Regions from separate parts of the Homo sapiens genome. Here region 1 is linked to region 2. Evidence: read pairs that join two places in POLR2A ChIA-PET (ENCODE). Cell type or tissue: endothelial cell of umbilical vein. All regions are shown on one strand. Region 1 holds the start of LOC124903813 (UPF0764 protein C16orf89-like). Region 2 overlaps WDR26 (WD repeat domain 26).

Region 1 (8,000 bases), 280 kb after region 2:
CTGACCTCATGATCCGCCTGCCTCGGCCTCCCAAAGAGCTGGGATTGCAGGCGTGAGCCACCGTGCCTGGCCGTTTCTTAACATATATTATACAATTAGTCTTTTTCCATGATACTTATTCTTCAGAATAACTTTCATTATCAAAATATCCTACAGGGATTGCTAACTGACAGTAAATTATTAGATCGGTTCCAAAGTAACTGTGGTTTTGCCATTAAAAGTAATGTGAAAATACATCTACAATTTGTGAAATATTATCTTTACTGTAGTCTTCTAAATGTAGTGTAAAAGCAAGTTCACTCTTTCCATTTGCCCCAGTCTTCCATTAAAAAAGAACATTTAAAAATCTTACTGTATAGAGATTATTTTAGTCAAATGGGATAATCTATGTTTTCAATAAAATTCAAAATAGTTTCTTTTCTTTGTCCAAAAGCTTTAAGCAGAGGATAAGGTGAAGGAAAGTATGTGTGTGAGAACCATACTGCTTCTACCATTCAGAGTTTTAAGTGGCTGCCATGGCTTTAGAGGTATATATTAAGAAAGCAAGGTATTTAACAAATTTTCAAAACAGTTCATTTTCTGAGTAGATTTAATCTTTTTTTTTTTTTTTTTTTGCAAATTACATTAACGAGAATGTAATGGTATGAGTTTTGAGGTCTAGTGGAAAGACCACAGGCCTTAGGAAGGTCACTTAAACTCTTAATGGCTGTTTCTACACCTTTCAAATGATATACCACATGTTGAACCTTACCCAGGCTGTAAGAAGTAAAATAGTCAGTCCCTCCGCATCCTCAGGGGTTTGGGTCCAGGACCACATTGTCAAAATGTGTGTGTGCTCAAGTCCTTTATATAAAATGGCATAGTATTTGCATATAACCTAGATCACCTCTAGATTACCTACACTACCTAATACCATGTCAAAGCTTTGTAAATAGTAGTTACATTGTACTATTTTAAAATTCATATTTTAAAAACAGCTGTGGTTTTAAAAATTGTTTTTCTTCTCTTTTTTTTTTTTTTGACACAGTCTCGCTCTGTTGCCCAGGCTGGAGTGCAGTGGCATGATCTCGGCTCACTGCAACCTCTGCCTCCGGGGTTCAAGTGATTCTCCTGCCTCAGCCTCCCGAGTAGCTGGGACTACAGGCGCTTGCCACCACGCCCAGCTAATTTTTGTATTTTTAGTAGAGATGCGGGTTCACCATATTGGTCAGGCTGGTCTTGAACTCTTGACCTTGTGATCCGCCTGCCTCGGCCTGCCAAAGTGCTGGGATTATAGGCGTGAGCCACCGCATCCGGCAATTGTTTTTCTTCTCTAAATATACATATATATTTTTTGACAGAGTCTCACTAAATATTTTCTATCCACGGTTGGTTGAATCCATGAATGTGGAACCCACGAATACAGAGCTGACTACAGGTTATAAAAAATATTTTTGGCCAGGCACGGTGGCTCACGCCTGTAATCCCAGCACTTTGGGAGGCCAAGGAGGGCGGATTACGAGGTCAGGAGTTCGAGACCAGCCTGGCCAATATGGTGAAACCCTGTCTCTACTAAAAATACAAAAATTAGCCATGCATGGTGGCACGTGCCTATAGTCCCAGCTACTCGGGAGGCTGAGGCAGAAGAATCGCTTGAACCTGGGAGGCAGAGGTTGCAGCAAACCCAGATCGTGCCACTGCACTCCAGCCTGGGCGACACAGCAAGACTCAGTCTCCCAAAAAAAAAAAAAAAAAAAAATTTTAGTTTTATAAAAGTACAGTACAGGCTGTGGCTGGTGGCTTATGCCTGTAATCTCAGCACTTTGAGAGGCCAAGGGAGGCAGGAGTTCAAGAGCAACATAGCTAGAAACAGTCTCTACAAAAATTAAAAAGTACACCATCACATTTCTAACACACAGTAGAAGTACCACGCTTATGTCTAAAATGGTACAGTAACAAATTATATACGATGAATATCATTTAGGCCTTTAGACTGTGGGTGAGAAATAATTTTTTAATCTACTGTTTAGCAAACAAAGCTCCTGCTAGAATACTGAACCTCATAAATGCTCATTTTTTTCTCATTTTTCATCTGTCTTTTTGTTGTACTTGAGATTTCCTTAACTTTCCCTTCTACCCCTTTTATTTTTTAAAAAAATTTCCTCCATATTTAAAAAACCTAAGTGCATCTAAAATTTTCTAAATATTATTTTTAATTTTTTTTTTTTTGAAGACAGTCTCACTCTATCGCCCAGGCTGGAGTGTGATGGTGTGATCCCGGCTCACTGCAACCTCCGCTTCCCAGGTTCAAGTGATCCTCCTACCTCAGCCTCCTGAGTAGCTGGGAATACAGGCGTGTGCCACCACGCCCGGATAATTTTTTTTTTTTTTTTTTGAGAAGGAGTTTCGCTATTGTTGCCCAGGCTGGAGGGCAATGCCACAATCTCAGCTCACCGCAACCTCCACCTCCCGGATACAAGCAGTTCTCCTGCCTCAGCCTCCTGAGTAGCTGGGATTACACGCTTGCACCACCACACCTGGACAATTTTGTATTTTTAGTAGCGATGGGTTTCTCCATGTTGGTCAGGCTGGTCTCAAACTCCCGACCTCTGGTGATCCACCTGCCTTGGCCTTCCAAGTGCTGGGATTACAGGTGTGAGTCACTGCGCCTGGCCCATGCCCGGATAATTTTTGTACTTTTAGTAGAGGTGGAGTTTCACCATGTTGGCCAGGCTGGTCTCGAACTCATGACCTCAGGTGATCTGCCCGCATCAGCCTTCCAAAGTGCTGGGATTACAGGCATGAGCTACCAGGCCTGGCCTCAATATTCTTTATATGGCATGTTTGTTTGAATACGGTTATGTGCTGCATCATGATGTTATGGTCAATGACAAACCATATATGAGGGTCATCCTGTAAGATTATAATGGAGTTGGAAAATTCCCATCGCCTAGTATTTACTATATTATACAGAAGTCCTCATTTTAATGTTGATAGGTTCTTGAAAATCCCGACTTTAAGTGAAATGACATGTAATGAAACCAATTTTATCATAGGCTAATTAATATAAACAAGTGTTAAGTTCCTAAGGCATAGTTCTGGTCATGAAAACCACCAAACCTCTAAATAAAGACCTAAAACACTTCCTTTTTTTTTTTTTTTTTTTTTGAGATGTAGTCTTGCTCTGTTGCCCAGGCTGGAGTGCAGTGGCGCGATCTCAGCTCACTGAAACCTCTGCCTCCCTGGTTCAAGCGATTCTCCTGCCTCAGCCTCCGAGTAGCTGGAACTACAGATGCCCGCCATCACGCCCGGCTAATTTTAGTATTTATTTATCTATTTTTTAGTAGAGATGGGGTTTCACCATGTTGGCCAGGCTGGTCTTGAACGCCTGACCTCAAGCGATCCACTCGACTCAGCCTCCCAAAGTGCTAGGATTATAGGTGTGAGCCACCGCGCCCGGCCCCTAAAACACTTCTAATATCAAACACTGAAATAAATGTGAACTATACACACATTTAAGAAAGATTAATAAAAACAAGATAATGTATCCAATTTTTGGTCAATCAGTGAGCTATGGCAGTCATCATGGTGGTGGGTTACTTCAGGGAATACATGTTTGTAAAGCAAAAATTTTAAGGAGCACCTCCTACCAACATGTAGTTCAGAAACAATAACAAATAGGAGGGCTTGTTTTTTGTTTTTTGAGATGGAGTCTTGCTCTGTCACCAGGCTGGAGTGCAGTGGTGGCACGATCTCGGCTCACTGCAACCCCCACCTCCCAGATCAAGTGAGTCTCCTGCCTCAGCCTCCCAAGTAGCTGGGACTACAGGCACACACACCCACGCCCAGCTAATTTTGGTATTTTTAGTAGAGATGGGGTTTCACCATGTTGGCCAGGATGGTCCCGATCTCTTGACCTCGTGATCCACACACCTCCGCCTCCCAAAGTGCTGAAATCATAGGTGTGAGTCACTGCACCTAGCCTTTTTTGTTTTTTTTTGAGACAGGGTCTTCGCCCTGTTGCCCAGGCTGGAGTGCAGTGGCATGACCACATCTCGCTGCAGCCCTGACCTCCTGGGCTAAAGCGATCCTCTCACTTCAGTCTCCTGTGTAGCTGTGACCATAGGTGTGTGCCACCATGCCTGGCAATTTTTTTTTTCTGTAGAGACGAGGTCTCCCTATGTTGCTCAGGCTGGTCTTGAATTCCTGGTCTCAAGTGATCCTCCTATCTTGGCCTCCCAAAGTGCTGGGATTACAAGCATGAACCACCACACCTGGCCCATTCATTCATTCCTTTTTTTTTTTTTTGAGACATAGTTTCATTCTGTTTCCCAGGCTGGAGTACAGTGGCGCAACCTCAGCTCACTGCAACCTCCATCTCTCTCTGGGTCCAAGTGGTTCTTGTGCTTCAACCTCCCGAGTAGCTGGGATTACAGGTGCATGCCACCATGCCTGGCTAAATTTTGTATTTTTAGTAGAGGATGGGGTTTCACTATCTCTACTGGCCAGGCTGGTCTCAAACTCCTTACCTCAAGTGATCCACCCGCCTCAGCCTCCCAAAGTGCTGGGATTACGGTGTGAGCCACCATGCCTGGCTATTCATTCATTTTTCTTTTTTTTTTTTTTGAGATGGAGTCTTGCTCTGTCGTCCAGGCTGGAGTGCAGTGGCGTGATCTCAGCCCACTGCAAGCTCCGCCTCCCGGGTTCATGCTATTCTCCTGCCTCAGCCTCCCAAGTAGCTGGGACTACAGGTGCCCGCCATCACGCCTGGCTAATTTATTTATTTATTTTTTGTATTTTTAGTAGAAATGGGGTTTTACCGTGTTAGCTAGGATGGTCTCGATCACCTGACCTCGTGATCTGCCCGCCTCGGCCTCCCAAAGTGTTGGGATTACAGGCGTGAGCCACCACACCCGTCCTATTCATTCATTTTTCAATCTGCTTATTCTAGTTCAGGGTTGCAGGTGGCTGGAGCCCATCCTAGCAGCTCAGGGCACCAGGTCGTTATCCACCCTGGCCAGGATGCCATCTCACTGCAGGGCACCCTCACACCCACACTCACTCAGACTGGGACCACTAAGACATGTCAATGAACCTAACAGGCACAGCTCTGAGATGTCGGAGGAAGTCAGAGTGCCCAGAGAAAACTCATGCAGATATATGGAGAATGCACAAACTAAACAGACAGTGGCCCTGGCCGGGAACTGATTTTTTTTTCTCCTTCTCTTTTTTTTTTTTTTTTTGAGACAGAGTCTCACTCTGTCACCCAGGCTGGAGTGCAGTGGCACGATGTTGGCTCACTGCAACCTCCATCTCCTGGGTTCCGCACCACTGCACCCGGCTAATATATGTATTTATTTAGCTGGGACTACAGGCCCGCACCACCGCACGCTTGCTTGGTTGCTTATTTATTTAAGACAGAGTCTCATTCTGTTATTTACTTACTTACTTATTTATTTATTTCAGAGTCTCTTTCTGTCCCCCAGGCTGGAGTTCAGTGGCACGATTATTTATTTATGACAGAGTGTCTTTCTGTCCCCCAGGCTGGAGTTCAGTGGCAAGATCTCGGCTCACTGCAACCTCTGCCTCCTGGGTTGAAGCGATTCTCGTGCCTCAGCCTCCCGAGTGGCTGGGATTACAGGCACGCACCACCATGCCTGGCTTTTTGTACTTTTAGTAGAGACAGGGTTTCACCATGTTGCCCAGGCCGGTTCAAACTCTTAAGCACAGGCAATCCACCTGCCTTGGCCTCCCGAAGTGCTAGGATTACAGGTGGGAGCCACTGTGCCTGGCAATTTTTTTATTTTTAGTAGAGACAGGGCTTCACCATGTTGGCCAGGCTGGTCTTGAACTCCTGACCTCAGGTGATCCACCCACCTCAGCCTCCCAAAGTGCTGGGATCACAGGCGTGAGCCACTGAGCCCAGCCTGATTTTTTTTTCTCATCAATATTATAACGAAACGACATTTAAGCTAAGTGTTATTACAAAAAAGTCAAGAAGTTAAAACTTAAAGAACTCCTGAGCTCAAATGATCCGCCTACCTTGGCCTAGGTGTTGGGATTGATTACAGGCATGAGCCACCATGCCTGTCCCCCCATTTTTTTTTTTTGAGGCAGAGTCTTGCTCTGTCGCCCAAGCTGGAATGCAATGGCATAATCTCAGCTCACTGCAACCTCTACCTCCTGGGTTCAAGCGATTCTCCTGCCTCAGCCTCCCGAGTAGCTGGGACTACAGGTGCACGCCACCACGCCTGGCTAATTTTTGCATTTTTAGCAGAGACTGGGTTTTGCCATGTTGGCTAGGCTGGTCTCTAACTCCTGACCTCAGGTGATCCGCCTGCCTCGGCCTCCCAAAGTGCTGGGATTACAGGCGTGAGCCACCATGCCTGGCCCCAAAAATTAAAAAAAAAAAAAAAATTTAATGTGCCTGTAGAGTCCCAGGTACTTGGGAGGTCGAGGTGGGAGGATTGTCTTGAGTCTAGGAGGTCACGACTACAATGAACTGTGGTCATGCCACTGCACTCTAGCCTAGGTGATTCAGCAAGACCCAGTATCAAAAAAAAAAAAAAATTAATGTAGCCTCAGTATGCAGTGTTTACAAAGTGTACAGTAATGTCCTAGGCTTTCACATTCACTCACCACTCACTCACTGACTTACCCAGAGAAACTGAGTTTCATTCATGATAAATGCCCTATACAGGTGTACCATTTTTTTATACCCTACTTTTACTGTACCTTTTCTATGTTTAGATATACAAATATGATTGTGTTATAATCACCTACAATAGTCAGTACGGTAACATGCTGTACAGGTTTGTAGTTCAGGAGCAATAGACTATACCATATAGCCTATGTGTGTAAGAACCATCTAGGTTTGTGTAAATACACTCTATGATGTATGTTCACATGACAAAGTGACCTAACAATGCATCTCTTGGGATGGATCCTCTTTGCTAAATGACGCATGATTGCATCTTTTTTTTTTTTTTTTGAGACACAGTCTTGCTCTGTCGCCCAGGCTGGAGTGCAGTGGTGCAATCTTGGCTCACTGCAAGCTCCGCCTCCCGGGTTCACACCATTCTCCTGCCTCAGCCTCCCAAGTAGCTGGGACTACAGGCACCCGCCACCATGCCTGGCTAATTTTTTGTATTTTAATTAGAGACAGGGTTTCACCTGTTAGCCAGGATGGTCTCCATCTCCTGACCTCGTGATCCGCCCACCTCGGCCTCCCAAAGTGCTGGGATTACAGGCGTGAGCCACCATGCCCGGCCGATTGTATCTTTTTTTCCCCACTATGTCTTGCCCAGGCTGGAGTGCAGTGGTTTGATCTCGGCTCACTGCAGCCTCCGCCTCCCAGGTTCAAGCGATTCTCCTATCTCAGCCTCATGAGTAGCTGGGACAACAGGTGTTTGCCACTACACTTGGCTAATTTTGCATTTTTAGTAGAGAAAGGGTTTCACCATGTTGGCCAGGCTGGCATATCTTTTCTTATTTCTCAGAATAATTTTTTTTTTTTGAGACAGAATCTCACTCTGTTGCCCAGGCTGGAGTGCAGTGGTACGATCTCGGCTCACTGCAACCTCCACCTCCCAGGTTCAAGCGATTCTCCTGCCTCAGCCTTCTGAGTAGCTGGAATTACAGGCACGTGCCACCATGCTCGGCTAATTTTTTGTATTTTTAGTAGAGATGGGGTTTCACCATGTTGGCTAGGCTGGTCTAGAACTCTTGACCTCAGGTGATCCGCCCACCTCAGCCTCCCAAAATGCTGGGATTACAGGTGTGAGCAATCCTGCCCGGCCTGCTATATTCTCTTTAATATGAAAACAGACTTTTATTTTTTTTAAAGGCTCATGGCTGTATATATTTATTTTGGGACAAGCATAGTAAAAGGAGAAATGTTCCCAACTAATCTTGATTTTTAAGAGTATCGCCACATTAAAATCAACTTTAAAAGAAACAAAAACAACATTCTGTAAGCATTAAACTTAAATGGAAGCATATCCCTCAAAATAACTGACCTA
Region 2 (8,000 bases):
CAAAAGCAGTTTCCTGTCTGGGGGTGGGGAGAGAAAGAAGGCAAATAGGAAGTGAAGTAGAGAAACCAGCTGTTTGTTAAATATTAGTAAATGACTATTACATTTTGATTTTTTTAAAATTGAGTCAAACATTAATCTTTTCTGCCTTTTTCTATAAAAATAAGGCCTTGTGTTTTTTTCTTTTGAAATCTTATTACAAAAGAGTTTTCAAACTCAGTATAATTCTACACAATAATATAATCCTAGAGAAATGGGCTTCAGGTGAATTAAAGGTGCAAACAAGCAAGAATAAATGCAAATTCATTTAAATTGATGATGTAGTGTATTATTTTTATTCTTTCATTAAATACTTAAAATATTAAAAATTTTAAACTACTGTTGACTAAGATGATTGGTAATAAGTTAACTTATAAAATAATTCTGTAGTAAAATTGAAAAATAAAAACAGAAGTTAAAATAGTTAAACATCTATATTCAAAGGGATTGGAAATTTTTCGTTAACTAAAGTTTCCTCAGTTGGTGTGTTTGGGGTTTAAAAAAAAAATACCCAAGTACATTTTATTGAGCAGTTCTGCATAAATTTTTGCTTCTGACTGAATGAGCTAAAATAAAAACAGTTAGATGGCCAAAAGAAGAATTAAGGTTGCTTTCCCATTGGGCAAGTTAGCACTACTTGTGTGTTGACAATAAAGAACTTGCCTGTGGACTGGTTTAAAATGTGTGTGATTTCTTGGAGGTTGTTTAAGCTTCGCCCAAATTATATCTGTAATTTAGTAGTAAAAAATTTAATAGGCTTACTTCCTATTTTTTTCTTATTTGTTTATAGTAATTTGAGAGTTCTGTATTGGATTTCGATTATGACTATCTCATTAGAAACCTTCATTAGAGGCAGCATGTAAACTGAAGAAAGGTAGTTATAGATAATAAGGAGGAATCCTTTCTTTTTACAGCCTGTTCAGTCTGTAGAACATTCTAGGATCTAATAAAAGATGAAGATTAAATCTCTGGCTGAGCCTCATGCCATCAAACTGTTTAGGTATTTATAAAAAGAAAAGGGTTCCAACTTTTATCTCACTTTAAGCATTGATGAATCAATTGCTTTTAAAGATTAATTTCAGCATTTTTTGAAGTTGCTCTTCACCTCTCTAATTGTGTTTAAATTTACTTTTCTCATCCATCCCATCTCCAGAAGAAGAGAATCTAATATAAGCTTAAATTTGTAATAATATCTTAGAAGACAACTATTAGGGTTTCTTTAAACGTAATTATTTTAATTGTATACCCAGACACATTTGATGGCTTAGTCTAGACTAAAATTGTACTTTATTTTTTAAGCCTGAATGTTTTCATTGACCCAATCCACTCTCTCTACAGCCTACTCCCTTTGTTTTTTTTGTCTGTTTGTTTGTTTTGTTTTTTTTTTTTTGAGATGGAGTCTCGCTCTGTCGCCCAGGCTGGAGTGCAGTGGCGCGATCTCGGCTCACTGCAACCTCGCCTCCCAGGTTCAAGCGATTCCACTGCCTCAGCCTCCGAAGTAGCTGGGACTACAGGCACATGCCACCATGCCCGGCTAATTTTTGTATTTTTAGTGTAGATGGGGTTTCACCATATTGGCCAAGCTGGTCCCGAACTCCTGACCTTGTGATCCGCCCGCCCCAGCCTTCCAAAGTGCTGGGATTACAGGTGTGAACCACTGCACCAGCTGTTTAAATGGTTTCCGATTAAATGGTACTAGGAATGGCAGAAGTTGCTTTCATGAATCAGCATTTTTTTTTTTTTTTTGAGATGGAGTTTCTCTTATTGCCCAGACTGGAGTGCAATGGCGCAATCTTGGCTCACTGCGACCTCTGCCTCCGGGGTTCAAGAGATTCTCCTGCCTCAGCCTCCCAAGTAGTTGGAATTACAGGTGTCCATCACCAAGCCTGGCTAATTTTTTTTTTTTTTGTATTTTTAGTAGAGATGGGTTTTCACCATGTTGGTCAGGCTGGTCTCGAACTCCTGACCTCAGGTGATCCACCCGCCTCAGCCTCGCAGAGTGCTGGGATTATAGGCGTGAGCCACCGTGCCGGGCCAAATCAGCATTTTTTAGTTTGGGTTCAAATATACTTCGCCATTTCTGGGCAATTTGGATGGGTATACGAGACCAATAATAGAAAACTTTTTTTATGTCTAGAAATATTTGGTTATTTTTTAATATAATGGAAATATGCTTAAGAAAAATTGGCATCTATAATTAACTAGTATATTTTAAAGTCAAATAGGAGTTTTGAGTGCCAAGTTTAGATATAATTTATTTCCCCTTTTCTCTGAGAAATCATGATTTAATTGATAAGATTTGGTTATGACCTTACTCCAGAGTTAGAACCATTACTGAATTAGCTAGGAGGCCGCCCTTGAGAACCAGACTTTCTAAGTATCGTAATTTCTGGGTTTTTCTTTCATGTTGAGTTCAGTTTAATAATATGGGAGCAAAGGAAGGAATAAAGCAATTCAGTATTGGGTGGACTAGGGGAGCAACAGCAGAATTTACGACGTGAAACTATCATTCAAGCTATCCTAGTCACTTAACAATTTCAAATTTATTAGATATTAAAATGGAGAAGGAGATCTTGCTGGGCCCAGAGATGGTAAAAAATCATTAGAGACCAGAAATAATCTCTTAAGAGATCTAGTTGGGAGTTGGGGAAAGACATAAAGGAGAGTTTATTTTCCTAATCTTTTTTTGTCTTTATTTCTTCAAGATTTTTTAAAAAATATAAACATTAGTAGAGCCCTGTCCCCATCTCAGCAAGCTTTAATTTTGTCTGATTTTTACAATGTTTTCAGTAAATATTTAACATTATTTGTTAATTAAAGGGTCTTTGCTTTCTTGAGGTTATATTTACATTTTTGTGCTTTAAATTTTGGGAGGTAAAATACAGTTTTACTCCCCACCCTTATCGTATGTGTCAAATACTTCAACTGATTTTTTGGAGAATAAACATTTTCTTTCAAACAGATCTCTAGCTGTGCTTGGCCAGCAGCATGTTAGTTGCCATGCACAATACCAGGATTTGATATCTGTTTGAGAATATTCTTGGTCTTGATCTGGATAAAATGACTCATAGAGAAATGCTCTTGTGCTACTTTTATAGCATTCCCTGTATATACAGAAATATGTGTTTATATTGGCTTCTCTCAGAGTTTTAGTCAGCCTTTCTCTGCTCTCCTGCCCCACCTCTGCCCCATAGAAAAAGAGTAACATGTTGTATCAAGATCTTGGTGGGAAAATAAGGGAGAAATAGCGCTTTGGGCACTGTCCCTGCACACATTGGAATGGGGGAGGGGTGGGCATAGGAGCCTAATGATTGATACCAAAAAAAATAAATATTAAGTAAATAAAAAACTTGCCCTGAAATTTTTTTTTAAGCCCCTCAATTCCCAATTACTAAGAAAATTTAGTGAAGAAATTACATCTCATGCTCTGGCCAGTTCCATGTGACATTTAAATGAAAAAGTTCTGCAACTGAATAAGATTTTCAAGTTTGAATTTAAAAAATACCACAAAATGGAATGAAACTTTTTTTTTTTTTTTTTTTTTTTGGAGACAGAGTTTTGCTCTCGTTGCCCAGGCTAGAGTGCAGTAGCACAATCTCGGCTCACTGCAACCTCCACCTTCCAGTTTCAATCGATTCTCCTGCCTCAGCCTCCGAAGTAGCTGGGATTACAGGCACCCGCTGCCACACCCAGCTAATTTTTTTGTATTTTTTTTTTTAGTAGAGACGGGGTTTCACCATGTTTGTCAGGCTGGTCTCGAACTGCTGACCTCGTGATCCACCCGCCTCAGCCTCCCAAAGTGCTGGGATTACAGGTGTGAGCCACCACACCCGGTGGAATGAAACTTTTAACATTATATTGATAAATGAAAATATATGAGGTCTTCATTTCATAGTTGCATTTTTTTCAGAAGCTAAAATGGTGCGAATATCCAGAATAACTTCAAATATAAAATTCTTTTATTTTTAGATTTTTTTTTTTTTTGCATTGTTTAGTTTTTGGTTTCTGTGACCTGATGAATGACAAAGTTTTTTCATTTAACATAGAAAGGTTAACTTCAGGCTGTATGTACAGTAATGTACTTTTCAGAGCATCTTGGTAATTAATGTATTTCTGAAACATTCATTAGTCATTCTAAATTTATATGTAAAATTTGATAAGTGTAATTTTCCCAGAGTTACAGGAGTGTCTCAGTTTGAATTTTTTTCTGTTCCTTAGCCGTATATTTAAGATGAGATTTGTATCAAGCAAAAGAAATGTATCTTATAAATTTAAATACATGCCTAACTTATATGAGAGGGTTTATTATTGCTTACTTTCTCTAGAAACCACTTTTATAAGCTTACAGTTTATATCTCTCTTCTAAATACTCCTTGATAGAAAATCTTGTAGAGCAGTTTATTATACTGTTAATTCTGCAAATAAATGGTAATTTCTCCACAGCATTTCGTGACAGCAGTGTATTTTTTTATGGTTTTAAAGTAAGCATTTTGGGCCGGGTGCGGTGTCTCATGCCTGTAATCCCAGCACTTTGGGAGGCCAAGGTGGGCAGATCACTTGAGGTCAGGAGTTCAAGACCAGCCTGGCCAACATGGCAAAACCCTGTCTCTACTAAAAATACAAAAATTAGCTGGGTGTGGTGGCGGGTGCCTGTAATCCCAGCTACTTAGGAGGCTGAGGCAGGAGAATCGCGTGAACCCAGGAGGCAGAGGTTGTAGTAAGCCAAGATCACGCCACTGCACTCTAGCCTGGGCCACAGTGAGACTCTGTCTCAAAAAAAAAAGAAGAAAAGCATCTTACGAAGAAGAAAAATTGTACTTTAAGTTTTAATTTTAAGTGGACTTGAGATCTTTACCGCTGTATTCCTTGGAGTCTCTAAATATGACTAACATTTCCTACCTACTGATGTCTCTGTTTACATTAATTGGCTTGCTCAAGCTCCACAAGTAGCAACTATGATGAAAAGGTCCCTCCAACCTGTGGTCCTTAATTAGGTTTAAGGTTTAAAAGAAGTTTCAAAATGATGTTTATAAATATCCCTTTTCTCTTGTAAAAAACTGCTAAGATTGTGACCACGTGGTTTCAAGTTAAAAGTAAAATAATAAAGTAGCATTTAAAAGTATTAAAGTCAAAAACACAGTTCAGGAAAAAACTAAATGTGAAAGTGTCTCACAGCTGGAAAGTGGTTTATTGGTTTAGGGGAGAAAAGAGCGAATAATAATTTCCTGTGCTTCACTTTTAAATGCATCAGTGATCAGATTGTCAGAAATACACAAGTACAAATATTGAATCTTTTTAAAAACCTTTAAGTTCAACCATCTAACGTAGACATCCCTTAATAGCCGCCTAGAAGAGAGTGAGTGCATCAAGCTTATGCTTGTCCACGTTAGTTGTAGGAAATTCAATACTTTGCACACCAACTTGTAGTACATTTGTTGGACAGCTCTTAACTTTTGATAAGCCAAAATATACTTTTCTCCTTCTCCTGAGTGTGTCTAGTTCTGATTTCTGGTCTACTTATTCCCTCTTTCACATTGTGACTTAAATAGTTCATTTGCTATTTTTTTCTCTAATCTTTTCAAAACTTGTTGCATAAAACCCCCCAGTGCCCTAGTTATAAAGTCATACTTCTTAAAAAGCAAATTTCAAGTACTTGGAATAGTTCTAAATTTTTATACAAGAACTACAATTGTAGGAGATTGCTTTGAGAGGAGAATTCATTTTTTCCAAGGCTGATGCCTCAGTCACTAATGATCTAGTCTGATTTGAGATTATTTGTTCAAAGCAGAGTTTTAGTAAGATGTGGAATTGAGCAAAGTCACATTTAATCTACTGTGGCTCTACTAAACTAAAATATTTTGAGTCATCTTGAAGCTTTATAAAAAGTTATTTCAAAGGGCATAGTAGAATGGTTTCTACTGTTCTGTTTAGGCACAAACATTTTCTGAAACTTCCATCAACTTTTTTCCCCTGACTGCTGCTTTCTGTCATGTCAGAGGATGAAGTTTTTGCTGCTGCAGCAGAAGTACCTAGAATACCTGGAGGATGGCAAGGTCCTGGAGGCACTTCAAGTTCTACGCTGTGAATTGACGCCGCTGAAATACAATACAGAGCGCATTCATGTTCTTAGTGGGTAAGGAAACTGAGTTCTTGAACTCAGGTTAATGGAGGGCCAAAGTTATATTTCTTTAACATTTTTCCAAAATATAAAATCTTGATTATTGCTAAATTCTTAGATATTTGTCTAGGTAAACTCACTCCTGTGTGGATCAACTATTTTGGTCATTCTAGGAAACTGTTCAGATTAGGATAGAGATATATTTAAGTGGGTGAAAGGGAGAAGAAAATATGTATTGCCTGTGAAATGCTATTTTAGAATGTTCTATGAAAACCCTATTACATTCCAAGGACAGCTTTTGTAGTTAAAAACAAAATAAAAATCATATGATATGGATCACAGTAAACAATGACATTTCCAGTATTGGTGCACACTAACTTTTTTAAGTGAATACTTGTCATGTGCCAGGCCCTTGCTAAGCTTTTCACATAAACAGCCTCATTTAATCCTCACATCAACATCAGTCCTTTTTTGGGGGGTGAAGGGTAGAGACAGGGTCTTACAGTGTTGTCCAGTGTGATCTCAAACTCCTGTGATCTTCCCAGAGTGCAGGGATTACAGGCATGAGTCACTGTACCTCGCCACATTAATCCTTAAAATGTTAGAGTACCCAAAGGTTTGATCCTGGGCCTCTTTATTCTCTATCTACATACTCTTTTTAGGTAATCTCATTCTATACCATGCCTTCACATACTATCTGTATACCAGTGGCTCTTAAATTTAGCTTCTCATCTGAACTCCCAATATGTATATCTACTGGCATACCTGACATTCTCCACTTGGATGTTTAATAGATGTCTCAGTTGTATGAGGCTGGTGTGCAGTGGCACAATCATAGATCACTGCCACCTCTAGTTTCTGGGCTCAAGCCATCCTCCTGCCTCACCCTCCTAAGTAGGTAGGATTTCAGGCATGTACCACCACATGTGGCTAATTTTTTCATTTTTTGTAGAGACAGGTCTCGCTATGTTGCCCAGGCTGGCCTTGAACTCCTCCTAACCTTAAGCAATCCACCTGCTTCGGCCTCCCAAGGTGCTGGGTTAATAGGCATGAGCCACTGCACCCAGCCTCAAAACAAAATTCTGGATTCACCCCTTCATGATAAATGCACTCAACAAACTAGGAATAGAAAGGAACTTCCTTGACCGAATAAAGGGCATTAATGAAAACTCACAGGGCTGGCAGTGAAAGACTGAAACCTCTCTTCTTGTGATCAAGAATAGGACAATGATGTCTACTCTTGCTACGTCTGTTCAACATTGTATTGGAGGTTCTAGCCAAGGAAATTAGGCAAGAAAAAGGAATAAAAGATTGAAAAGGAAAAACTATCTCTGTTCAAAGATGTCATGATTTTATATAAAGAAAATTTAAGGAATCCACTAAAAAACTCTTAGAACTAATAGGCAAGTTCAGCAAGGTTGTAGGATACAAGGTCAATACACAAGAATAATGGTATTTCTATAATCTAGCAATGAATAATTCAGAAAATGGAATTAAGAAAACAGTTTTATTTACACTAGTATAAAAAAGAATAATTTAGGAATAAATTTAACCTCTACAGACCTGTGCCACTTCCAGTATATCGCAAGATCTTCAACCCAGTTGCTTAAGGGAAGAACTTAAGCCTCATATTGCTTTTTCTTTGTCTTTTAACTTTGACATGTATGGCCTAATTCTAAAAAATATAAAATTTTCATTTCTCTGAATCTCCACAGTTTCTAGCCTAGTTAAGCCATGGACATCTCTCCTAGAATATTATAGTAGCTTCCCACCTAGTTACATTGTCTTCACTCTTAATTTCTTTCCTTTTTTTTTTTTGAGACAGAGTTTCACTATTGTCACCCAG

What was found. Peaks named below come from ENCODE experiments on the same cell type or tissue, not always from the same donor. Only the 100,000 strongest peaks of a DNase experiment are listed, where the experiment ranks them.
Region 1: POLR2A ChIA-PET joins it to region 2 with 7 read pairs; 4 of 35 experiments call an interaction of 5 or more read pairs at or near these places.

Annotation. Positions count from the first base shown.
Region 1 is chr1:224,140,441-224,148,440 of GRCh38, reverse strand. The region is part of intron 3 of FBXO28 (F-box protein 28); the gene reads right to left. It overlaps LOC124903813 (UPF0764 protein C16orf89-like), which reads left to right and starts at 5,496. Exons shown (of 3, transcript XM_047436340.1): 1 at 5,496-5,639; 2 at 5,759-5,860. The coding sequence starts at 5,496. RefSeq lists an enhancer at 2,549-3,050. In endothelial cell of umbilical vein, no CTCF peak of the experiment used is centred here; no DNase peak of the experiment used is centred here.
Region 2 is chr1:224,422,687-224,430,686 of GRCh38, reverse strand. It overlaps WDR26 (WD repeat domain 26), which reads left to right. Exons shown (of 14, transcript NM_001379403.1): 4 at 6,033-6,169. Among named protein-coding and RNA genes, the nearest start is that of WDR26, 8.1 kb to the left of the region's middle. RefSeq lists enhancers at 1,127-1,716, 1,717-2,306. In endothelial cell of umbilical vein, no CTCF peak of the experiment used is centred here; a DNase peak (open chromatin) is centred at 3,146; H3K27ac peaks cover 1,834 bases.